Regions from separate parts of the Homo sapiens genome. Here region 1 is linked to region 2. The links are chromatin loops, found by intact Hi-C in ENCODE. Cell type or tissue: heart left ventricle. All regions are shown on one strand. Links, peaks and the distances in the headings refer to the core of each region. The heading gives the core; the rest is flanking DNA. Region 1 has its middle 57 kb from the start of LGI2. Region 2 overlaps SEPSECS (Sep (O-phosphoserine) tRNA:Sec (selenocysteine) tRNA synthase).

Region 1 (17,163 bases), core at 5,247-13,246, 56 kb before region 2:
TATAATTATATAATAAATTTGTTTTTAATAATTTGATAACTGTAATATAATTGGTTTCCTCTGTAGTAATAAGTATTTTATTTTATGCATTTGGAACCATTATTTTGCAAAGGGATCCAGAGGCATTACCAGACTCTTAAAGGGTCCAAGGCCCTAAAAAAAATAAGAACATCTGAACCAGAGGTAGAGATGGGTCAAAGATCACTACTCCACAAACCTCCTTCTCAGTTTTATTGAAAGCAAGTTTCATACAGATTCCTGCTGCCCACACAGACATTGATTAGCAAACTGACACTAAAACAGTTCCTGCCTACAACTTGTTCTGGAAGCAAGATCAAGTTCTGGCACCCTCTCTCTTTTTAGGAGTTCCAACAGCATCTCATATGAAAGGTTCATTTAGGGCAAATATTCCAGTGGCAGGTTTCAGCCAATTAGTTACAGCGGACTAGGAACATGAATTCTCCAAGATAGCAGCTAGACACCATAATCATGCCTGGGGAAATTTTCCAAAGATCAAAGTAAAAATAGTTGAATAAGAATAACGTAGTAATGGCTAACACTTAATTGATAACTTCCTGCTTGCCAGACACTATTCTAAGCACTCATCATGGAATAATTCATGAATTCCTCATGATCAGCAGATGGGGTAGGCATATTATCACACCCATCTTACAGATTAGGAGACAGGCTCAGAGAGGTTAAAGAACTTACTCAAGGTCACATAGCTCCTAAGAGACAGACTGAAGTGTGAGCTGTTGCAATGCTTCTCAAACTTTGCCATGCATTAGAATCACACTGCAGCTTTAAAAATCCCAATTCCCAGGGTGCACACCAGCAACACACCATTACATTGGCCTGCGCCAAGTCTGCCGATTAAGTCAGTCTCTGTAAGTAGAGCCCAGATACTACATTGATATTTTTTAAAGCTTCCCATCAGGTGATTACAATATGCAGCCAAGATTGGGCTCCTTGGATTCTTAAATTCAGTTCTTCAAGAGCAGGGGTCCTGCTATAATACATTAAGCCAATCTTGAATGCTCCTTATTTCACCAATAACAAAAATAACTTCTAGCACCTATTATGTTAGCTAACAAAGCCTCTGACATTGATCTGAAATTTAAAAATAGTAACTGAAATCTTGTGGTAGCCACCTCAGGTTAGACGTCTGGCTTGAAGTTATTAAATGCTAACAAACCACCCTTGCAGTGTTGTGATTAGAACACTTAAAATGTTAACTGTCTCTAAAGAATAGATTAAAGTGAACCCACACACACTGGATATTACACTATTTCTGTTAAAATATTTTAAATGAAATTACAGACAGCATAACACATTGCCATCACATTCACTCTCTTCTTATGTTGAAAAGCCTAACAATGCTCCCACCTGCCCTGCAGTCACCAGATGAAATTTCCTGAATCACCTAATTAGTAATTGATATGGTTTGGATATTTGTCTCCTGTAAATCGCATGTTAAAATGTGATTCCTAATATTGGAGGTGGAGCCTGGTGGGAGGTGTTTGGGCCATGGAGGAGGGTCCCTCATGAATGGATTGGTGCCCTCCTCTTGGTAATGAGTGAGTTCTCGCTCAGTTAGTTCACATGAGATCTGGTTGTGTAAGAGTGTGGCACCTCCTCCCTCTCTCTCTTACTCCCACTACCACTCTGTGATAAGCCTGCTCCCCCTTCACATTCTGCCGTGATTGTAAGCTCCCTGAGGCCTCACCAGGAGCAGATGCCAGTACCATGCTTCCTGTACAGCCTGCAGAACCTGAGCCAATTAAGCCTCTTTTCTTTATAAATTACTCAGTCCTGGATATTCCTTTATAGTGACATAAAAACAAACTAACATGATAATGTTACTGTTCTTTTTTACCTCCTAGATCTTTGACATGTGACTTTGAGGTCAGGTGGTGTTTCCTTGCCCCTTGAGATCAAAGTTAGATCACCTTAAGACACCTGTCTCCTGTCCTTACTCTACCACCATCATTCTCTCAGGGTCTGGGAAGAGTCTGAGACATTCCCTACTTGCAAGCTAATAAGTTAGCCTGGCCGAGTCCAGTGACTCACACCTATAATCCCAGCACTTTGGGAGGCTGAGGCAGGTGGATCACTTGAGGTCAGGAGTTTGGGACCAGCCTGGCCAACATGGTGAAACCCTGTTTCTACCAAAAAATACAAAAATTAGCTGGGTGTGGTGGCACACGCCTGTAGTCCTAGCTATTCAGGAGGCTGAGGCGGGGTTATAGAGAGAGACTCCATCTCAAAAGGAAACAAAAGTTAGCCTGCTACTGTTTTATGGATGCTGGCAGAAGATATGAGACTTTTGGGTCAGAGTCAAAGGAACTTCTATTAGTCACAGCAGAGCAAGTAGAGACCATGATGTTAGCTTGGGTCTCAATGCGTCCCAAGTCCTGTGGGGGTGACAGAGGCAGGCCCAGGGAGACGGCACACATTACAGGTGATTTCCATCACACGCAAAGAACATTGATCCTGGGAAAGTGAGCAGTAAACAAACCTGCTCTTTGTCTGGTGGGAAACAAGATTGCCTGTTGCAAACACAACCCTGAGAAATAGCCCAGGTAAAAGCAGAATGGTTTGGCATTCCTGGCATACCCAGCAATCAAGAGCAGGGACGCTCAGAACTCACAGTGGATTGCTTCTTCTGACACCCGGCCGTTGACTTTGTGTTATTTTCTTCTCAGCACTTAACTCCCTGATAAGTTCTCATTAGTATGTCCTTATCTGTCTCTTTCAATGCAGTGGAAGTTCCAGGAGCTTGGGGTCATCTGTCCTTTCATTGTTAACTCCCCAGTACCAAGGAGAACAGGCCTGCAGAAGGCATTCCGTAAATGTTTGTTGAATGAATGAGTGGGACTAACCTCACTTTCCGACATAGGCTACAAATTCTCCACTCCAATCTAACAGGATTCTTAACTGCCCCCAAACCTGCCTAACTTCACGGCTTTGGCCTGGAGAAGCCTTGGCCGCAGGTGGCTTACCTCTCCTGCACCACACAGTTCACCCCCTGCAAAGCCCACGGCAGTATCTTCTCTCAGTTTCCTTCTACCTATGAATCTTCTCTGAACTTTTATAGCTCTCCTCTTTGGTCTCATGCATTATTAATATTTCCATCATTATATTCTTTTTTTCATAATTATTATGTAGTTGTTAAGGCCTATGAGTCTTGTTAAAATGTAAATGTCCCTGAGTTGGGAAAAGAAAGAAAGACGAGACCACAGCGGTGGTAAAGGGTAATGGTGACAGCCTCTAGACACCTGTATTGCTACTTACTAGCTGTGTAACCTCAGGCAAGCAGTTAAACCTCTCTGAGCCTTAGTTTTCTCATCTGCAACATGGGGAAAATGACCATAACTACCTCCTAGGGTTATTCTGAGGATTCAGTGAGATATTTTGTGGAAAGGACTGAGAAAAGTACTTTTGGTTATTTGTGGTGCAACATGCCATGTCATGCTGGATGCCTTCCCCGGTGACCCCTCAAGAGAGCCTCACCCCATTGGAGTGCCAGCCCCTTGAAAGAGAAGATGCATGGACTTCATTCTGCATCCGCTGCTGTTCCTCACTCTGCCCCAGAACACAGGACTGCGAGGAGGGGAAGGGCATGAGGAGCACGTTGAGCAGATGTTCCCACATGAAGTTAAATCTTCACAGAAGTGGGAATGTAGCAGAACGAGCTGCAGACAAAACCCCTCAGACACCGAGTTAAAGAAGGAAGGGCTTTATTCAGCTGGGAGCGTTGGCAAGACTCGTCTCAAAACCCGAGCTCTCCGAGTGAGCAATTCCTGTCCCTCTTAAGGGCTTACAACTCTAAGGGGGTCCACATGAGAGGGTCGTGATCAATTGAGCAAGCAGGAGGTACGTGACTGGGGGCTGCATGCGCCGGTAATCAGAATGGAACAGAACAGGACAGGGATTTTCACAATGCTTTTCCATACAATGTCTGGAATCTATGGATAACACAAGCAGTTAGGTCAGGGGTTGATTTTTAACTACCAGGCCCAGGGTGTGGTACTGGGCAATCTGCCTGTGGATTCCATTTCTACCTTTTAGTTTTTACTTCTTCTTTCTTTGGAGGCAGAAATTGGGCATAAGACAATATGAGGGGTGGTCTCCTCCCTTAGGAGGAGTGTTCAGTTGATGCAGCCCCACATGAGAAAGGACTCTTCCATGACTTTGACTTTGATTCTGGTCAAAAAGAAGAGACTCACTGAGCGAAATGGCCAGAGAGCAGTTATTTCACATTTCAGGTCTGGCAATGGAAGCAAAAGTTATAGTGGGTAACCTTGGAGCTGAGTTTTCTGGGCTGCAGAAGGCAAGTATTTCTAACTGGTCCTGGGCTGGCCTGAAGCAGTCTTTCTCTTTGAGTACTATTTTATTCAATAATAAGGAGTTATACATTCATAGAACTTTGCAAAGCACTTGAACATGTATCATCCCCTTTGACCTTCACAATCTTCAGAGGGAGGTATGTCCAGCAGCTTCATCATCCCCCATTTTACAGAGGAGGAAACTGAGGCACAGAGGCATCACATGGTAGAGCTGGGATTCAAACTCTGCCTCAACCTTACAGTAAGTAGAGTAAGGCATTCCCAAAGATGCCCATGTCCTAATTCCCAAAACTTATGAATATGTTACCTTACATGACAAAAGGAACTTAGCAGATGTGATGAAGTCAAACATCTTTTTTTTAGATGGAGTCTCGCTCTATTGCCCAGGCTGGAGTGCAATGGCTCGATCTCAGCTGTCTGCAACCTCCACCTCCTGGGTTCAAGCTATTCTCCTGCCTCAGCCTCCCAAGTAGCTGGGATTACAGGCACGTGGCACCGTGCCTGGCTCATTTTTGTATTTTTTAGTAGAGGCGGGGTTTCACCATGTTGGCCAGACTGGTCTCAAACTCCTGACCTTGTGATCCGCCTGCTTCAGCCTCCCAAAGTGCTGGGATTACAGGCATGAGCCACCGCGACTAACCCAAGTCAAGCATCTTGAGAGGGGAAGATGATCCCGAATTATCCAGGTGAGCCTAATCACAAGGATCCTTACCAAGAGGAGGTCAGAGTCGTAGACTGGAAGATGCTGCCAACTTTGACAATGAAGAGGCTACAGCCAAGGAAAGCAGCCAGCCGCTGGAAGCTGGAAGGGCAAAGGATGCCTCTCCTCTAGCACCTCCAGAAGGAATACAGCCCCGCCAATACCTTGATGTTAGCCTAATTAGACCCAGTTAGGACTTCTGACCTCCTGCACCGGAAGCTAAATCTGTATTAAGCTCCCAAGTTTGTGGCAATTTGTTATAGCAGCATCAGGAAATTAACACACCCCCCAAATCCTGCCAGGGCATCATGGTCATTTCAGGAAGCATGGTATTTTAAAATAAATTCATACTTGATGGGAACAGCACAGACGGCATGCAGGATCCACACAGGCCCTCCAACTACCCTGTGCTGCCAGCTCCTGGAATTCTTCAGCAGGATGTCTATGGAGGCAGGACAGTGCATGGCTGGAAACATGCCTTCTGGAGCTGGCAGCCTGGATTTATAATCCCAGCTCACTAGCTGTGAGACAATAAATAAGTTATTTAGCCTCCCTGTGCCTTGGTTTCCTCATCTGTGGATGGAAGTGAAAAATAGCACAGACTTCAAGGACCAGAAGAATCAACAGATGCTTAGGACAGTGCTGGGCACATGGCTGTTAGTTATTATTATTATTAAAGGGCTTTTAGTCTTTTTTTTTTTTTTTTTTTTTTTTTTTTGATACAGGGTCTTGCTCTGTCGCCCAGGCTGGAGTGCAGTGGTGCAATCTGGGCTCACTGCAGCCTCCACCTCCTGAGCTCAGGCGATCCTCCCACCTCAACCTCCTCAGCAGCGAGGATAAAGTGACTAATAAGCACCTCCCAGGACTATTGGAAGAATCAAAAGAGATAATAGGCATGAGATTCTTTTGCAAACGGAAACATGCCATTCAGATGAAAGGGGTGAGCATAATTACTGCCAAGGAGTCATTCCGGCTAGAATGAAATTGAGGAGAGGCAGGGGTGGGGGGTGACCCAGAGGCAGATGCAGCACCTTGGGGATGGGGAACAGGACTGGAGCCAAAGACCAGCCTGGTGCCTTTCCACCAAGCAGCGTGTGTTTTGGAGGCTGGCTCTGGGCAGGGCACTGCGCAAGACAGTTGGGCACTTAGCCCACGGGCCAGCCCTGCTCCCCAGGAGTGGCAGATTCCCACACACTTCCTCCTACTTAGAGAAAAAAAGAAATGGAGGCTTTGAAGGAAGTGTGTGAACATTTCAAAGCGCCACTAATTCATGACCAGCAACCACAGCTGAAATGCTGAGTAGAGTAAGTTCTGGCTCACAGTGCATCAGCTGATAGATTTCCCAGTAAGAAGTGGCCAGGCCTTTTGGGGTGAGTTAGCAACCTGCTCCAAAAGCAGATGTTTTGCAGTGGCTGGTAGATCTCTGTGCTGCATGCTCCAGACAGGGTGGCTAACTATCCCGGTTTTCCAAGGACACAGGAGTTTCCTAGGACACAGGAGTTTCCTGGGACACAGAACTTTCAGTGCTAAAACTGGGAACGTCTTGGCCAAACTAGGACAAGTTGATCATCTTATTCCCAGGACTCTGCATCTCCCTTCACCAAAATCCTCCTGGAAATGCTCCCCAGCTCACCCTGAAATAGTACGGCCTTCATGCTCTTGCTTTTAGATTCATTACATAAAGCAGAGATTGGCAGTGTTTCCAGACCAATTCCAAACACTGTCCATTCACTGAGTGCTTTACAGTTTGCAAAGTGGTTTCCCATACATTAACATGTTTGGTCTTTAGAACAATCTCAAGGCCAAGGATAATAAAGATGGCTGTGCTAGAAATGCTTCAGAATGTAAGAAACAGAAAATATAACTAGAATGACTTAAGGAAATAGGTTGTTATTGTTTTCCAAAACAAAATGTCTAGAAGCAGGCAGTTGCTGGGTTTGTGTCTTTAGCATGATATCAAGGCAAACTGACTGCAACTCTTCCAGTCTTCCCTCATGGCTGCCACAACACTAGATACCTGGTTTCATCTTAGGCAGGAAGAAGGTGGCTGATGGGACACAGCCAGCAGAATTCTGCTTAGGTTTCTTTGGCCAGAGCAGTGTTACAGGGGCATTTCCAGCTGCATGGCCATTAGAGATATGAAGTATTTAGCTTTCTAGCCTCTGTAGTAGAGGAAGGTGAGGGATAAAAGGAATAGGAGCAGTGTTGAATGAGTCACTTACAGTATCCGCCACAGTATGAACAGAGGGTGGCTTACTACAGGGCAGACAAGGCTAGCGGGACTTGGGATCTCATGGAGCCCTGTGATTCTCAACACTTCATTGTACATTGAATCAACTGGAGCCCTTTTAAAATAATGATGCCCTGGTCTACCCCAGACAACCAAAATCAGAATCTCTGAGAATAGGTCCTAGCATAATTATCTTTCAAATCTCCCTAGTTGACTAAAGTGTGCAGCCGGCCTTCTAAAGCTGCACTGTTCAAGTGCTAGTCCCTAGCCACATGTGGTTATTGACATTGAAATTAAGTAAAATAGTTTCTCGGTCATAGTGGCCACATTTCAAACAGTCAGTAGCTGCACGTGGCTCGTGACTACCCTTTGTACAGTGCAGATACAAAACATTTCCACCATCATAGAGAGTGCTGTGACTGGACAGTGCTGTTCTAGGGGAACCTGAGAGTGAGGGAGCCTGTTTGGAAGTTCAAGCAGGGCTGGGCTGAGTGAGGCAAGTCAGATAGCCCTGACCTGGATGCAGTACAGAAGAATGGTTAAGGGGGTGAACAGGGAGCCAGGTGGCCCCAGTTTCAATCGCAGACCCTCCACTCACCAGCTGGGCAACTTCAAACAAGTCACTATCCTCTCTGGCCTCTCTTTTTCCCCCTGCAAAATGCGGGTGATAACAGCATACCAACTTTAGGGGTTGCAGTGAGGACTCTAAGCTGATCCTTGTAACACGCTCAGGACGGTGCCCTGGCACGCGCTACCTGCTGCATATGTCGGCTGTTGATGTTATCCAGGAGGCCTGACAGAGGGCCTCTCCCCAGGCACATCTGTGATGTTAACTGTCAACCCAAGACTTTCTCCCAGGTTTCCCAGCAGGGACCGTGACACTGGCTTTTCCATGTCACCCCTTGCTCTGGGTCTGATTTCCTGGTACTCAGCCAGTCAGCCCACCCCAGGTCCAAGTATGTAGGAGGAGTGAAAGAATGAATGAGTGCACAAACACCGAACACATCCCTGGGATCATTCACTGAGTATAACCAGCCCCTTGACTTGTAACTTGGCCCTGGGTTCAGCAGGTGCAGAGGGCGTGGAGCAGGGAGTCAGTCCTTGTGGGCCTGGGCAGGTCGCTGGGCCTCTCTGAGAATACCTGATCTATAAAATCAGGGGTTCAGCCCAACACAGAGTACAGCCTCTCTGAAAGGCATTAAATCTCTGAAACACAGAATTTTCCTTCCTTGGGGAAAAATTACAGCTTCTTAACTAGGGTGCCTGTGCCCTGATCTTCCCAGGTTTCCGATCTCCCCAAGATACAATAGGAGTCCTTTGTCATCGCTCAGAGCTGCCACCCAGCCTTCCCTGTCCCCTCCATCTCTCCAGGTTGCGCTGTCTAGGAAGGGGGGCCAGGGCGTGCATCAGGAAGAAGACATTCACTGCAGCAGAAATGAGTAAGATGCCCCCTCCTTGCTCTATGAGGACTGTCAGAAAGTGGGGGGCGACGCCCCCTGATACAGGCCTGCTCAAACAGCCCCACCTCCCAGGGAAGGAAGGGCACTTTCAGATGCAACAACCTTGAGCCTCAGCACATCTGCTCCTGGCGTGCGAATGCCACAGCGCGGCAGACACGCCGCGATGGGTCCCAGTCATTAACTGGCTGTCAGGTTCCTCAGATGATGGAGCTAAAAATAGCGCGCTATAGATAGAAGCTTCTCCCACGCAGGCAGGCGCCGGCTGCAAATGGAAGTGGGGGGCAGGGGCTGTGCGCGGCTCTCTCCCCTAAAGCGAGGTTCGTGCTCATCTCTAGCCCCCGCCGCTCTCGTGGGCCACGTCCTGCTTCGCTCCGCAGCATCCCCGCTCAGGAACCGCAGATGCGCCCAAATGTTCCAAACCCGCGCGGGGCGGGGGCTCATTTGTATGCCGCACCCTGGATACAAGTGATAAGGCCCCAAACACTCCAAGGAGACCGCACAGATGAAACCCGGCGCTGCTCGCTCAGGAGGCGAGATATTTATAGAATCCAAATATCAGCATTTTCTCCCCATTTACACAAAGCAATTTCAGCCTTTTCAGATGAGAAAAGAGCAGCCCCGGCCGTCATTCATTCGGGTGCGGGAATCACATTTGGGACCAGGAAGCCCTGATTTTATAGGAAACCTCGAGGCAGGCTCGGATTAAAGATCAATGGCGACATAAAATGTGGGCTGTCATATTTTCGCTCTGAACATGTCCTGGTAATAAAAAATGTTGTTTTAGTAAATAAACTCGGGGAGATGCATTGCCTGCTGTTTATGCTCTTCAGCCTTGGTGCTTGGAGCAAAGGATGACTACAGAGAGAGAGAGAGAGAGAGAGAGAGAGAGACAGAGACAGAGAGAGAGAGAGAATGAATATCATCTTCGGAGTCCACAGCTGAGCCTACCAGCTGCAGGGGAAGCCTCTGACCCTCTCTCCACCTCCTGAGCCAGCGCAGCGCACTGTGTATTTCTCTGCCGAGATGCTCATTTTGCTACTTCTTTAAGAAAAGTGTGAAATGTGTTTCCAAAAAATAATGAGGCCGGCAGTGGAACAGGCAGGCTGTCAGTGCAGACCCTGGGGAGAGATAGGCGTGGGGTCAAGTCCTGGCCCTGCCGCATCCGGGCTGAATGGGTCTGGGGAAGTTACCTAACACCGCTGAAGCTCAGTTTCCTCATCTGTTAAATGGGGATATCGTAGTCCCTCCCTCACTGAGGCATAGTGAGGATTAAATGATAAAATGCAGGAAAAGTGCCTGTCAGGCCAGTCAATAGCAGATTTTATTATTGTGCCCAGGAATTGGAAGATGAATTCAGGGTATCAGTGGATATCTCCCTGGACCATAGGTCTTCAAGATTTGCTGAGCAGCTCCCAATTTGCCTGAAGTTTGACCAGGAAAAACACCTTATGGGGTTCCCCCATAATTCAGTTTTGTTCAATATAACAGGCAGCCAGTCACTGGGGCTCACACCTGTAATCCCAGCACTTTGGGAGGCTGAGGTGGGAGGATCGCTTGAGCCCAAGAATTAGAAACCAGACTGAGCAGCACAGTGAGACCTCATTTCTACAAAAACTTTAAAAAATTAGCCAGGTGTGGCAGCTTGTGCCTGTAGTCCCAACTATTTGGGAGGCTAAGGCTGGAGGATCGCTTGAGCCCTGGAGTTAGAGGTTGTAGTGAGCTATAATTGCACCATTGCACTCCAGCCTGGATGACAGAGTGAGGACTTATCTCAAATAATAATAATAATAACATGCAAAATATGAGGGCAGAGATCTGGGCCTTTCTGGCTTGGCCGTCTGAATGATCCTCGGGAGGAACTTAAGTGGTCTTCCCTGACATGTCCCAAAGCCCTGTTGACAGTGGGCCAGGGGGTGGCTTTGTGGGTCCAGCATGCAGTCATGCCTCATCTGAGATCTCTTTGGGAAACTGGGCATAGATCCTTGTGTATTCAGACCAATCCCCTCCAAACCTCCTGGGCATTTCTGACACCACCCTCCTCCTCTGGGCACACCAGGCAGGGAGGGACCTGGCATAGGGCTATCTTGTCTCAGGATCTCATCTCATTCCTTGCTTTTCCGCAACTCACCTTTCTCCCTGATGTCTAGCTTAGTCGTTCTGAAATTTTAGTATCATCAAAATCACCAGGACAGATCCTAGACTGCTTGAGCTCCATCCCCAGAGTTTCTGATTCAGTATCACTGGGATTAGGGCCCAGGAATGTATATTCCTAACAAGTTCTCAGATGATGCCAAGTGATGTTGATTTCCAGACCACCTTTGGAGAACCAATGATCTAAAGAAATTCATACGGAGGGTGAGGGACTGGGAAGTTCTGCTATTACTGCTATTACTCATCATGTCTCATAGGGTCTTGACGCATCAGCTCTTTTGGTTTTGTGGGCCTGGATCCTTTGAAATACAACAATAAATAATTATAAATTTAGATGAGTGCTCTGTAGGAAAACTCAGTGTGCCTTCAGAGAGCATATAGAGGGTCCTGACTGAGGGTCAGGAAGGACTGCTTTAAGGACACGACAATAGAAGCTGAGGATTAGGGTGCATAAAATTAGATGAGGAGCCAGGGAACAGCATTCCAAGGAGCAGGACTGGACTATGCTTTGGAGCCACATTGTCATGGGTTTGTTGCTCAAAGAAACCAACTAACAGCTGTGGTTTCATTGAGCCTCAATAATAAGAGGTCAGGGCCAGGTGCCACGGGTTATGTCTGTAATCTCAGCATTTTGAGAGGCTGAGGTGGGAGGATCACTTGAGTCCAGGACTTTGAGGCCAGGCTGGGCAACATACTGAGACCTCATTTCTACAAAAAAATTTAAAAATTAGCCAGGTGTGGTGGTGCGTGCCTATGGTCCCAGCTATCAGGAGGCTGAGGTGGGAGGATCACTTGAGCCTGGGAGTTTGAGGCTGCAGTGAGCTCTGATCGAAGCACTGCACTCCAGCCTGGGAGACAGAGAGAGACCTGTCTCAAAAGTAATAGTCATAATAATAAAAGGTCAGAAGAGAGACCCAGGCCCTTCCTTCTCACCTGTCCCTGCCCCTTCTTCCTCCCCTGCTTCCCCTCCTATCTGCCCTAGCACCATCAAGTCCTGTTGCTGGGTGCTCTGCCTTAGTTGACTCTTGTCTTCATTGTACATTGTGTCAGTTATCTATTATCGCTGCATAACAAACCCTAACATTTAGTTCTCCCAATTCGTGCGGTTGGCTGGGTGGTTTGGCTGCTGGACTCACCTGGGCTCACTCATGCAGCTGCACTCCGCTAGCAGCTGGTGAGGCAGCTGGGCTCTGGCTCTCTGGGCTGGGCATCTCTCTCCATATGGTCTTTCACTGTTCGTTCTTCATGGTAGGGCCATGTCAGGGCAATATTCCAAGATGGGCAGGAGGGAAGCACAAGGCCTTCCAAGGTCCAGGCTCCGGAGCCTACCTACTTGTCACTTCTGCCACATTCTATTGGTTGAGAGTGTTGGCCTGAAAGGAAGAGGCTGAGGCATGAAGTGTAATTTAAAGAGTTTACTTAAGCCAAAGTGAGGACAGCTGCCTGGAAGACTCAGACCCAAGTAACCTTGCCTATGAGCTTCGTTCTGCCTTTCTTAAAAGCAGGTTTTTAAAGGAAAGAAGGGGACACGGAGGCAGTGGGCTGCTACAACGCTGTCAGGAATCCTCATTGGTTTACAGAAATAACATTAATTAGGGATTGGCTATACATTGTGAAGCTACAGGGTATGGGTTATAGTGTCTGGTGTGGCATTACTGGGTTAATTTACAGCTTCTTGTGGTAATAGTAAGCAGTTTCAAGAGATGAATGCATAGCTCAAAGTGAAGTGTAGGATGAGAGTGCTGTCTCATTGTCTTGTCTCTCTGGGCTTGATCATTTAAAAGGACTTGCATTCCTCAGATAAAAGTTCTTTTTTTCTCAGGGGAAACCGGAAGGCAGCGGAGCAGAGAAAAGGAGCTTGTTTCCTCCTGTTTTCTTCCTGTTCCCATCTGCACAGCCTCAGCACCAGCCTTCAGCCTTGCAGCAGCAGTTGTTTCCAGCTTTTTCCCACCCTTCCAGAGCCAGCCTGGATACCAGCTTTACAGGGCACTTCCTCCATGCCTCTAAGTCCTCATAACCCCGACCTCTTCTGATTCTCCAGTCTTAAGGATGGAAGCTGCTTCCTTCAGCTACTACTTCTTTGAGATCTCAGTGGTCCCAGTTTGCCTTTTCAATACTCAGTTCAGCCAATTCCTTGTATTAAACTATCTCTGTTAATATAATAGATGTGGCCGGGCATGGTGGCTCATGCCTATAATCCCAGCACTTTGGGAGGCCGAGGTGGGTGGATCACTTGAGGTCAGGAGTTTGAGACCAGCGTGGCCAATATGGAGAAACCCCTTCTCTACTAAAAATACAAAATTTAGCCAGGCATGGTTGCATGAGACTGTAATCCCAGCTACTCAGGAGGCTGAGGCAGAAGAATCACTTGAACCTTGGAGGTGGAGGCTGCAGTGAGCCGAGATTGCACTACAGCATTCCAGCCTGGGCGACAGAGCAGAACTCTGTCTCAAAAAAATAAAAATAAAAAAGAGATGTAGTTTCTATTTTCCTGACTGAACCCTAATACTTAGTATATCAACAAAAATACACTCTGCTGCAAGTATCAGATACCCAACTATTGGTGGATTAAACCATAAGGTCATTTACAATTTACTCAAGAAAAGGCCTAGAGCCTTTGGTTTAGTTTCTCAACAAAAGATCTTCTTGCAAAAGATCCAACTTCTGTCTTCCTACTCTGCCATCTATGGATGGTTGTCTTTTCATCCTCATGCTTGTTACCTCATGGTAGCAAGATGGCTGCTTTTGTTCCAGACATCATGGCTACATTCAAAGGCAGAAAGTCAGCATCTCTTCTTCCTTGGCTCTCAGAACTTCTTCCTTGGCTTGCTCTTACTCTCTTTCTCAAAATTTCCTCAACAGACTTTCCTTTACATCTCATTGGCCCGAACTAAAACAATGGTCACACCTAGCTGCAAGAGAGGCTGGTAAATTTAATCCTTAGCAAAGGAGGATGGGATTACCATGATGGGCTAGGTCAATCATCATTCTACCCCTGGGACTCTATCTACTACTACCTGAAAGAAAAATCAGAGATCTCTCCTCAATGGAGAGCAGGGAAGGGGTATCAGGAGTGGGATTGCAGCTGAGAAAACACTTCTGCATCTACCCGCTGGCCTTGACTGCCTTCCTTGCCCCTGGCAGATGCATTGGCACTTAGCTTGCTTCCAAGTTTCCTTATCCATGGTTTGCTGGAACCTCTGGGTCCAACCCACGCAGCTCAGGAAAGCAGAGTGAGAAACAAACCCTGGCCCTCCTGGTGCTCCACATGCAGGCCACTGGACAGGCCTGAGCTCCAGGGCTTCTGGGCCTCTCCATCTGGGCTTGGCTTCCACACTGCTGGCTGAAGGCTCACTTTCTCTTCCCCCAAGTTCTGTCTCTCCACGTGTACCCTGGGTTGTGAGGCAGAAGAGAAACCCAGCTCTTTAGAAAATTCACAGTCTAACCAGCAGCCTGTGTCCCTTTCTTCCTGTGACTGCCTGTTTTCTGGCCTATGTTAAATAGTGAAATGAAGGAATTTAGAAAAAAAGCAATTTCTCTCCCTTCAGGGCTTGGTTTTTTCAAAACAAAAGAGGGCAGGAAGCTGGAAAGCACCACCTCAGGCTTGTGTGGTAGCCAGCTCCCCTTCCCTCCTCTGCTTCTCATCATCGCTCCAGAGCCGCGTTGGGGCCTGCAGCCTCCCCTGAGTCCTGACTACCCAGTGGAAAAGGTGCAAGCTCTGTGTGCTCTAGTACACTTGTGCCTGTCTGGATATTCCTAGAGCTACCCACTCCAGCCATGGCTGCTGGGAATGGAAAAGCTACGTGACCTGTTCAATCTCTCTCTAGTGCCATTTTTCTCCCACAACCACTGTCCCCCACCCCCCAGGGACAGAAGGAAGGTGATACAGTGATGTGTGTCCCTGCCCAAATCTCATGCTGAAATGGAATCCCCATTGTTGAAGGTGGGGCCTGGTGGGAGGTGATTGGATAATGGAGGTGGATTTCTTATGAATGGTTTAGCACAATTTTGATGGTGCTGTCCTCATGATAGTGAACTCTCCAGAGATCTGGTCATTTAAAAGTGTGGCACCTCCACCTCCTTGCTCTTGCTTTCACCATGTGAGATGCCCACTCCCTCTTCGCCTTCCACCATGATTGTAAGTTTCCTGAGGCCTCCCAGAAGGCAAGCAGATCCTAGCATCATGCTCCCTGTACAGCCTGCAGAACCGTGACCCAGTTAAACCCCTTTCTTTAGAAATTACCCAGTCTCAGGTATTGCCTTATAGCAATGCGAAAATGACCCAATACAGATAATAAGGGATTTCCATTCCCTTTATATTTTCTTTTTCTTAATTTGTAACTTAATATGTAACTTATATGTAACTAAATACATATACACAGATATACTATATATACCATGTACATATTTTATGTATATGCATATTATGTGTATATGTAATATGTGTATATAACATATGGATTATATATTACAATATATAATTGCACGCATGCAGGTATACTAAATTGCATATATACAGGTAAATTATATATACAATGTACATATTTTATGTATATTATATATTATAATATGTGTATATGTAATATGTGTAATAACATATGGATTATATATTATGTATAATAATTCTAATAATGAGCCTTCCTTTGTTCCAGGCACAGGTCTACATTCTTTTTTTTTTTTTTTGACACAGAGTCTTGCTCTGTCACCCAGGCTGAAGTGCATGGCGCGATCTCGGTTCACTGCAACCTCTGCCTCCCGGGTTCAAGCAATTCTGCCTCAGCCTCCTGAGTAGCTGGGATTACAGGCCTGCACCATCACGCCCGGCTAATTTTTGTATTTTTAGTAAAGAGGGGGTTTCACCATGTTGGCTAGGCCGGTCTGGAACTCCTCACCTCGTGATCTGCCCGCCTCAGCCTCCCAAAGTGCTGGGATTACAGGCGTGAGCCTCCGTGCCCGGCCAGGTCTACATTCTTTGCATATTACCTCACTCCATCTCCCCAGCAGCCCGGAGAGTTGCCCAAGGCCACGCAGTCAGTGGGTAAAACAACTGAGATTCTAGTACTGGAAACTACCTGGTTTGAAAAGTGATCCTAAGGAAAGGGCAGGTGGCCTTTTGCCCTTGGTAAATCCGGGAAAGCTTCTTGAAGGTGGGGGTGGGTTCGCTGGTTAAAGGAGAGGAAGAGTGTCCTCTTGGTGGGAGGTGGCAGAGAAAATAACCCGGAGGAGTGGGCGGTCCTGGGCACAGCCGTTTGCTCTTCGTCTGTCCTCCACTCATCTGGCCTTAAGTCAGCAACATCAAGAGCAACTGCATTATCTGGTTCCAGGGCATGATGGTTCCAACGCACATTACCCCCATATGCTGACTGCACCAGCCCTGCGCTGCTGGAAATGCGCTGGTCTCGGCCTATCAGAGCTCTAGTGAGCGGTTCCGGCGGGTTATCAGGAAGCATTACTTCCCGCCTAGGCATTCAATGAATTGCATAAATGCCATCCACTGTGGCTAAAGGGCTCCTGCTCCATCTGCATCATTTCCGAGGCTGTCATTCGGCGTGACATGTGTGCGCCGGGCCTCTCGCCGCCATCTGGCAGCCTCTTGGAAATCACAGCTCCCCCTGCACCCCCCATCCCGTGCTCCATCAGGAGCGGGGGCCTGAGCCAAGACCGTGGGTAAAGCAAGATCGGGACTTAGGCGCGCCTGTGCGGTGACAGCCAGGATTTAGTCGCCTCGATTGCTTTCTGACATGTTCATAGCTCTTCCGGGCGTTACCTCTGCAGCCGTTGAAGCCGCAGGAGGCAAGAAGCAGAAATTGCATTTTCCACAGTGCACGCTTTGGGAAGGCCCATTCTTCAGGTCTAGAGGCAACTACCTGGGAAGGTTCCAGCAGCTGCCACTGCCTCCAACGGCCTGCCCTGGCCAACTCCCCCAGGGGCGATGTTGCCCGTCCCAGGCAAGAGGACTGTCACTCGGACAGACAGAGCAGCAAGAGTGTGCTCTCCTCTGCGGCCACTGAGTAGGCAAATGGAAGTCCTCCCCTGAGAATCCTGAAAAATCCCAAGAGAATTTCGCATTTTACGGACAACTTAGCCACGAACATTCCCACGGCGGCAGGGGTACGGACACATCAGCAGCCACACTCAGCCAGTTCTCTAAATCCCGCAGACCAAAGAATGTTCTCCCACAGCGAGATTACACAAGAACCAGGGAGAGAGATTTCGCCTCCTGACACCAGAACAGAGGGGCTGATGTGAGGGTGTAAAGGGCAGGGAGGGTGC
Region 2 (8,000 bases), core at 1-8,000:
TCACTGAATGTTCCTTCTAAGTCTCCTTTGCTTGTTGCTTTTCTCAGACCTCTTAATGCTGTAGTGCCCAGAGCTCAGTCCTTATACCTCTTTTCTGTTTACACTCACTGTCTTGCAATCTCATCTAGTCTCTTGGCCAATTAACTCCCAGATTTTTATTTCCAGCCCAGTTCTCTCTTAATCCTAAACTTGTATATCCTACTCTCTACTTTGCAACTCTATCTTAAGGTCAATTCAAATTCAATTTTGTCCAAAACTGAACTCCTAGTCTTCCCCCAAAACCTACAGCTTCCCCATCATAGCTAATGGCTGTTCCATCCTTCCAATTGCTCAGGTCAAACCTGACTCTAACCACTTCTTATTACCTCCACTGCCACCATCTAGCTCCCAGCCAATATCACTTCTTAACCACTATAGAAGGCTCCTAACAGGTATCCATCCAGCTTCTGCCCTTGCCCCCCAATCTATTATCAATGTGAGCATTCAAAGCCTGTCAGATCATTCTACTCAATTCAAACCTCCAGTGGCTCCCTATTTCACTCAGAATATGAGGCACGGACCTTACTGTGGCCTAGAAGGCCCCACGTGATCAGCCCCACCCTCATTACCACCCTGACCTCAACTCCCACAGTTCTCCTTGCTCTTTTTGCTCCAGCCACACTGGCCTCCTTGCTGCTTCTCAAATACCCAAGGTCCACATCTGGCCTAGAGTCCTGATACTGGCTTTCTGCCTGAAACGCACTTCACCATCATATGTGTATATTCCCTCAAACTTCAAGTTCACTCAAATGTCACGGTATTGGGCTGGGCACGGAGGCTCATGCCTGTAATCCCAACACCCTGGGAGGCCAAGGTGGGGGGATCACATGAGGTCAGGAGTTCAAGACCAGCCTGGCCAACATGGCAAAACCCCGTCTCTACTAAAAATACAAAAAATAGCCAGGCATGGTGATGTGTGCCTGTAATCCCAGCTACTCAGGAGGCTGAGGCAGGAGAATAACTTGAGCCCGGGAGGCAGAGGTTGCAGTGAGGCAAGATCACGCCACTGCACTGCAGCCTGGGTGACAGAACGAGACTCCATCTCAAAAAAAAAAAGTCACCATCTCAATGAGGCCTGCCCTAATCACTATATTTAAAAATCAGTTCCCACCACCACCTCATCATCCCAAATTCTCCTTATTCTTGCTTTTGTTCATAGCACTTTTCACCTTCAAGCAAACTTTGTAATTTCTATATTATGTTGCCTGTTTATTGCTGGTTTCCCCCATAGGCAATGTGTGCTCCTCAAGAGCAAGTATCTTTATCTACTGTATTGACTGCTATATCTATATATATCTATATGCCTGACACATGACATGTGGTCAATAAATACACAGTAAATGTTTACTCGAATCTTATCCCACATTCAACTTTACCTTTGCATTTCCGTACTTTAGACTACGCTATTTTAAGTGGGCTTATTCAGATGCAGGGAGGGAAGCCAAGACAGCTTGATAAGGGTAAAAATGGGTATGAGGTAACATGAAACTGAAGAGACCATTGCGTTAAAAAGAAAAACTCAAATTTACAAAATGTCTAATTTATATTACCAATATGCCTTATACTGGATTACTAAATTACAGGCCAGTTCCCATGATTATTATGTCCAAAGTCCAGGAAGTAACTCTTTTAAGAAATATTCTAGAGTCTTTTAAGACTAAAAGTGGCCTGAGATATCAATTGTGTCTTTCACAAATGGGGAAATAAAATCTTTAAAACTTTTCCAGGACGAAACGACTAGTTATAGGAGAGCTAAGAACCACTGAAACAACTAAACTCTCATAGAAGCAGATGACAAGTTTTCCTCATCTATAGAGAGTTGTTATCTGACATATGGATCTGTTTTCTTGAAAGATTTGCCACAGTCTTCTCTTGGCTACAACAATCTACGACCATGAATGATTACAATTTGGAGTTTATAAAACCAGAGTTTTATTCTTATTGTATAAAAATTCATTGTCAGACTTACTGAGGTACAATTTGCTCACATAGTAAAATTCGGGATGTCTGTTTTTTAGGTGCCCACTTCTATGAATTTTGACAAATATATACAGTCATGAAACCACTACCACTATCAAGACATGAAACGTTTCATCACCCTAAAAAGTTCCCTCCCCAATCCCTACCCTTTAGCAACCATTAATCTTTCTTCTTTCCTTATATTTTTTACCTTTTCCAGGATGGCATATAAATGAAACTGTACAATATGTAGCCTTTTGAGTCTGACTTCTTTCATTTAGCATAATGCATTTGAGAGTCATTATCTTGTTGCATATTTCGGTACATTAGCCATTCTAAAAGGTGTGTAGTGGTATTTCATTGTGGTTTTAAATTTGCATTTCCCTAATTACTAATGACATTGAGCATCTTTTCCTATATCACATAAATCTTAAGAAATGTCCTCACAATTAAACAATTACTATCCCATGGAATGAATTAGTAGGGGAAGGAAGACTGGGGTAAAACAGAGCACAAGATTTTTAAACTTGTTATGTATTCATCCTAAGGCTATGAGATCATCTATGAGATAATACATATGAAAATGCTTTAGAATATATAAAGTACTATTATAAATATAAGGGACTACAATTGTTGTTAAGTGCTAGAAAGTTATCAGATTTAAAAACTGCACCAGAGGACTCACTCTCTCCCAGATAGAAGATGAATAAAACACTGCCTGCCCTAGCTATACAAGCTCTGTCTTTTGGAGGTGTCCTGAATTAAGCTAGTTGTGTTGGAGATAAAGTCATGTTTTCAAATATAAATGTAACTTCTTTTCATAACCAATATAACCAATGAGTTCAGCGTTCAATAATGACAAGAAATAGGCCAGGCGTGGTGGGTAACGTCTGTAATCCCAGCACTTTGGGAGGCTGAGGCGGGTGGATCACGAGGTCAGGAGTTGGAGATCAGCCTAGCCAACATAGTGAAACCCCGTCTCTACTAAAAATACAAAAAATTAGTCGGGTGTGGTGGCGGGCGCTTGTAATCCCAGCTACTCGGGAGGCTGAGGCAGAAGAATGGTTTGAACCTGGGAGGCGGAGGTTGCAGTGAGCCAAGATCGTGCCATTGCACTCCAACCCAAGACTCCGCTCAAAAAAAAAAAAAAAAAAAAGATAGAGCTAACTTCTGACCTGATTCTTCCTCTTGTGACTGACATCTCACTCCTAAACAATTTTCAAGTTTCCAAAAACTAAAAAGATGACTTATCCATTTGTCTTTTAAGAGCTTCTACCTTTAAGTACCTTTAAGTGATAAATGAATTGAATTTTATTGAATAAGAGTCCCTAATGCAGGAGTTTCTAAAAAGTAAATAAATAAAAGCAAAATCACCTAACCCAGATTCCTCGTAATATCTGGATAGACAGGCTGACAAAAAGTAATAGGAAACCACCTATGGTGGTTCCAGATCTGAATAAATACTATCGGACCATACTAGATGTCTCCCTCCCAGTGCAAGAAACCAACAGGCAGAAAACACCAATGATTTGGAGCACAGTTCTAGTCAAGAATGTTATTCGACACCTAAAGGGAAAGCTTACCTTTCTTTCTTTTAGTAGCTTCTTATAGCCATTTGATCCAAGTGACAATAAAGTAATAAGGACATCTAAAGAAGGTGAAGCTGAAGCTCTTCCTGAAATAAGAAGGATAAGTTACATTAAGACTGTGGTGGGGGGGTAGCTTTGGAAATTAAGATTTACTACAATAGCCTATGTACAAATGGATTTTTGTTTGTTAGCTACTTTTTCTGAAAAGCAACTTATTTATTTACCTGGATACATCTTGCTGATTTCCTGAATGAATGAATCATTAAAGCCAGCAATTATAGCACCACCTACTGGAACCATAAAATTTTTGTCCAAGCTCTGAACAAAAGCATCTATTCTACCAACTCGAGCCCCCTGGAATCAATATGATATTACATATTAGTTGCTAGGAAAACAGACAACTGCTATTAACAAACAAATACCACAACAAAAAATTATAACTATTTGAGTTAATTAATATATTAGCCTGATTTAACCATTTTACAATATATACATGCATCAAAACATCAAATTGTACACTGTAAATATATACAATTTTTGTCAACTCTACCTTAGAATAAAAATAAACACCATTAAAACAATGCATGGAAAAAACAATTGAAAAATTTTATTTTTATTTTCTTTGTAATAGTGCCAAGAAAATGTTTTTAAGTATTAAACCAAAATTTTTAATGGTGCTCCTTATATGTGCAACTTTAAGTTTACAACCTGCTTTCACACATAAATCATTTAATCTTCATAACAACTCTGTGAGGCAAGCACGGTTTCAGTATCAGCTCAGGTGGGAACTTTAATGAAACAAAGCTTTACACCTTAAAATTTGATAAGAAAGAATGGATTCATCCCATGCCTCTCATCTGTGCTCCTTTTTTTGACAACAAATGTCTACAATGGGTCCTATAACTATTAAGTGGTTTTAAACATCCTCTGTGAGTTCGAGGGTGGCCACCATAACCTAATGGACTATAGCCATCCGAGTTGCCAAACAGTTAATTATACATGTGCCTCTCTTTAATGCTTGGACAATCTACTACCTGTATGACCATTTTAAGCACTCAGATAAAAAACAAATGCAAAGTTTTACTTTTAACATCACTTAATGGAAGTTTTATTTGTATACTCTTGGCAATTCTAGAAGCAATGTTTCTACATAACTCATGCTCCCTAATATTATAAACTTAGATTTCATTCCACTGCAAATGAACTTCCAGTGAAAATCTAATATTCCGGTGAAAAATTGAATACTTACCTACTAGAAATGTAAAACTAAGTTCGGTCCTCATCCAACTTTCTGTCTAATGTGCTTCAATTTTCTCCTCTTAAAAATAGAGATACTGTCTAAATTACAACTAACATAGTCTTTTTCTTTATCTGTAGCCACAGATTTTCAATCTGTATTCACAATCTGTATTCCTATTAATATTATAACCATATTTGACCTTCATTTTCACACCTTGCTATCTGAGGGAGAACAGAAGGAGCAGATAGCTGGCCTAATCTCAGAGTCCAGATCCAGGCAACAGGTGGAAGCAGCCGAAGCAGGGAAGAGGAGCAGCTGCTCTGGAGGCCATTATACAACTGTTCAAATCTTAACCTTCCTCTTCCTCTTCTTTCTAATTTCCTAATAAACCATGATCAGAGAAAATCTCACCATATCACAGGAAAATAGAGAGATGCATATAAGACTAACAGAATAAAAAAAACTGGAAAACATGCGAAGTAGCAGCATATAAAGATAAGTGGACAGTCAGAGTTGCCTTTGTATTAACATTTTAGTACTGTCCAAGGCCTCCTGAGAGAAACAGGAACCTAAACTGGAAGCAGAAGTACTAGAGGAATCAATGCACCAGACTTTGCTAGAACCCTTCCATCACTAAAACACAGAAAGCATTTAAAAGGCAGCACATTCTGTGGCAAGAAAACAAACAGGCCAGACCCAATCTCAGAAATGGTACAAGACCCCCTTTTTCAGCTACATCTAAGTCATCAGTATATGCTCTAAAATCCACTCTCAAAATACATCTGAATAAAAGCATTTATTACCACCTTCACAACTACCACCCTGGCCAAAGCCACCAAAAAATCTCATATGGGTTGCTGCAACAGCCTTCCACTCTTGCCTCCCTACAGTCTATTTCCCACATAGCATGTCACTCTTTCCTGCTTGAAATCCTTCCATGGCCAATGATCATACCAAAAACAAAATCCCAAACCCTTAACACACCTCAAAGCTCTACAACCACTGTTCACCTTGTTCATTATGGTTCAGCCATACTGGCCTCCTTGCTATTTCTCACATATTCCAAGCACGCTCCTGCCTCAGAGTCTTGGCTGTTAGCTTCTGACTGGAATCTCTCTCTCTAGAGAGCTGCAAAGCTTCCTCCTGCATCATTCAGAGCTCCACTCACATGTACTTCTTGAAGAGTGCTTCCTAGATCACTCCATCTAATGATATCCATCCTCCCCAAATACCAGAGCATTTATCCAAGACTTGTCATACTCAAGGTTTACTCTCTGCTTTCGCACAAAAAATAGAATGCTCTATGAGGGTTAAAGATTTTGTTGGATTCACTATTGCATCTCCAGTTCCTACCCTGGTGCCTGGTACACAAGCAGGAACCCAGAAAGTATTTGTTGAATGAAGTGACAATTGGGTTTGTGAATAAACAGTAGTAATACCTACTTCTCTCAAATTCTGAACAGGCAAAGTTGCTGCTTCCCACACTTTTGGAACTTTACAATCCATTGTGACTCAAAATAATCAGTCTTATATGCATATTTTTGTGACTCTACTATATCCCTCTCCATTAATCTATCCTAACATCCATAATTCATGAATCTCTTAAATTCGTCATTTTAGTAAATATAAACAGAAATATAGGTTACTCAAAACTAACTTCCCCTGGAGGTGGGGTTATGTGCATACAGAATACTCTATATGCTCAGCCTTAAGTCATTCTGGGGTCTCATCTTAAAAACAAAAAAGTTAAAAACATAATGTTAAAACAATAAAAATAAAAAAAATTTATTTATACTTTTCTTCATTGATTGATTATTGCAATATTATTTTCTCAAGAAAAGACTTACAGTATTAGTATTTTAGTACTTTGTTTTTTAACAGAAAAATGGGACTTTGGAGTCGCACTGAACTAGATGGGCTATTTTGTAGCTACAGGACCTTAGGGAAGTCACTTAATCCCACTTATTTTATTTCCCCATGTGCAGAATGGGAATAAGAAGTACACCTTAAATTGTCAGGATTCAGCTGATAACTTTAAAAGCCTAGTAGAGGGCCAGGCACGGTGGCTCACATCTGTAATCCCAGCACTTTGGGAGGCCAAGGCGGGTGGATCACGAGGTCAGGAGATTGAGACCACCCTGGCTAACACGGTGAAACCCCGTCTCTACTAAAAAATACAAAAAATTAGCCAGGCATGGTGGTGGGCGCCTGTAGTCCCAGCTACTCGGGAGGCTGAGGCAGGAGAATGGCGTGAACCTGGGAGGCGGAGCTTGCAGTGAGCCAAGATCGCGCTACTGCACTCCAGCCTGGGCGACAGAGCGAGACTCCGTCTCAAAAAAAAAAAAAAAAAAAAAAAAGCCTAGTAGGATGCCTGACACATGGAGAGTGTGTAGTAAATGGTATATATTAACAATAAGGACTATTGAGATGAATTAAGGCTAACTTTAATTTTTTAGAATGTCATGAAACAGCAACCTGCACTCAACAAGACTCAAGTATTCATTTGATTTAAATCAATAGTGCCACAACCTCTTTTGGTGAAGGCCAATTTGGGAAAAATAGAATGTTTATATATTTGCTTTTTTTGTTTTAAAGAAATGTCCATTTTAATAAGTTCTAACGTTCAATAGCACAGTACAGTGACTATAGTTAACAACAATGTATTGTATATTTCAAAATACCTAGAAGAGAGTATGTGAAATGTTCCCAACACAAAAAGATATAATAAATGCCACATAATGGATAGCCTAAGTACTCTGACTTAATCATCCCACAATCTGTACATGTATCAAAATATCATTTGCACTCCATAAATATACCCAGATATTAGGTATCAAAGAAATTTTTTAACAAATGTCAACTTTAGAAGGTAATACATTATCTGCAACAATATCTGCATTTAAAAGTTTATTCATCCATCTTATAGTTTTATTTTTTGGTTAAAATTTTAGTAAAACCACCTCCCAAATGCAGAGAGGTAATGACAAAGCAGAGTATTAGGGATGTGCAACTCCAAGAGCACCTTTCTTATTGTATTCTGGAGCTTTTATTTTTTTTTTGGCGGAGTCTCGCTCTGTCACCCAGGCTGAGTGCAGTGGGGCTATCTTGGCTCACTGCAAGCTCCGCCTCCTGGGTTCATGCCATTCTCCTGCCTCAGCCTCCTGAGTAGCTGG

What was found. Peaks named below come from ENCODE experiments on the same cell type or tissue, not always from the same donor. Only the 100,000 strongest peaks of a DNase experiment are listed, where the experiment ranks them.
Region 1: it touches region 2 in a loop (2.7-fold over the local background); 4 of 110 quality-filtered maps call a loop at or near these places.

Annotation. Positions count from the first base shown.
Region 1 is chr4:25,079,617-25,096,779 of GRCh38, forward strand. No RefSeq gene overlaps it. Among named protein-coding and RNA genes, the nearest start is that of LGI2, 57 kb to the left of the region's middle. RefSeq lists enhancers at 5,638-6,138, 6,139-6,639, 8,488-9,031. In heart left ventricle, for the core only: no CTCF peak of the experiment used is centred there; DNase peaks (open chromatin) are centred at 6,169 and 8,935; H3K4me3 peaks cover 831 bases; H3K27ac peaks cover 3,126 bases.
Region 2 is chr4:25,141,193-25,149,192 of GRCh38, forward strand. SEPSECS (Sep (O-phosphoserine) tRNA:Sec (selenocysteine) tRNA synthase) reads right to left here. Exons shown (of 11, transcript NM_016955.4): 7 at 3,812-3,941; 8 at 3,582-3,673. Among named protein-coding and RNA genes, the nearest start is that of SEPSECS, 15 kb to the right of the region's middle. In heart left ventricle, for the core only: CTCF peaks have their summits at 3,871 (motif pointing left) and 4,077; no DNase peak of the experiment used is centred there; H3K27ac peaks cover 814 bases.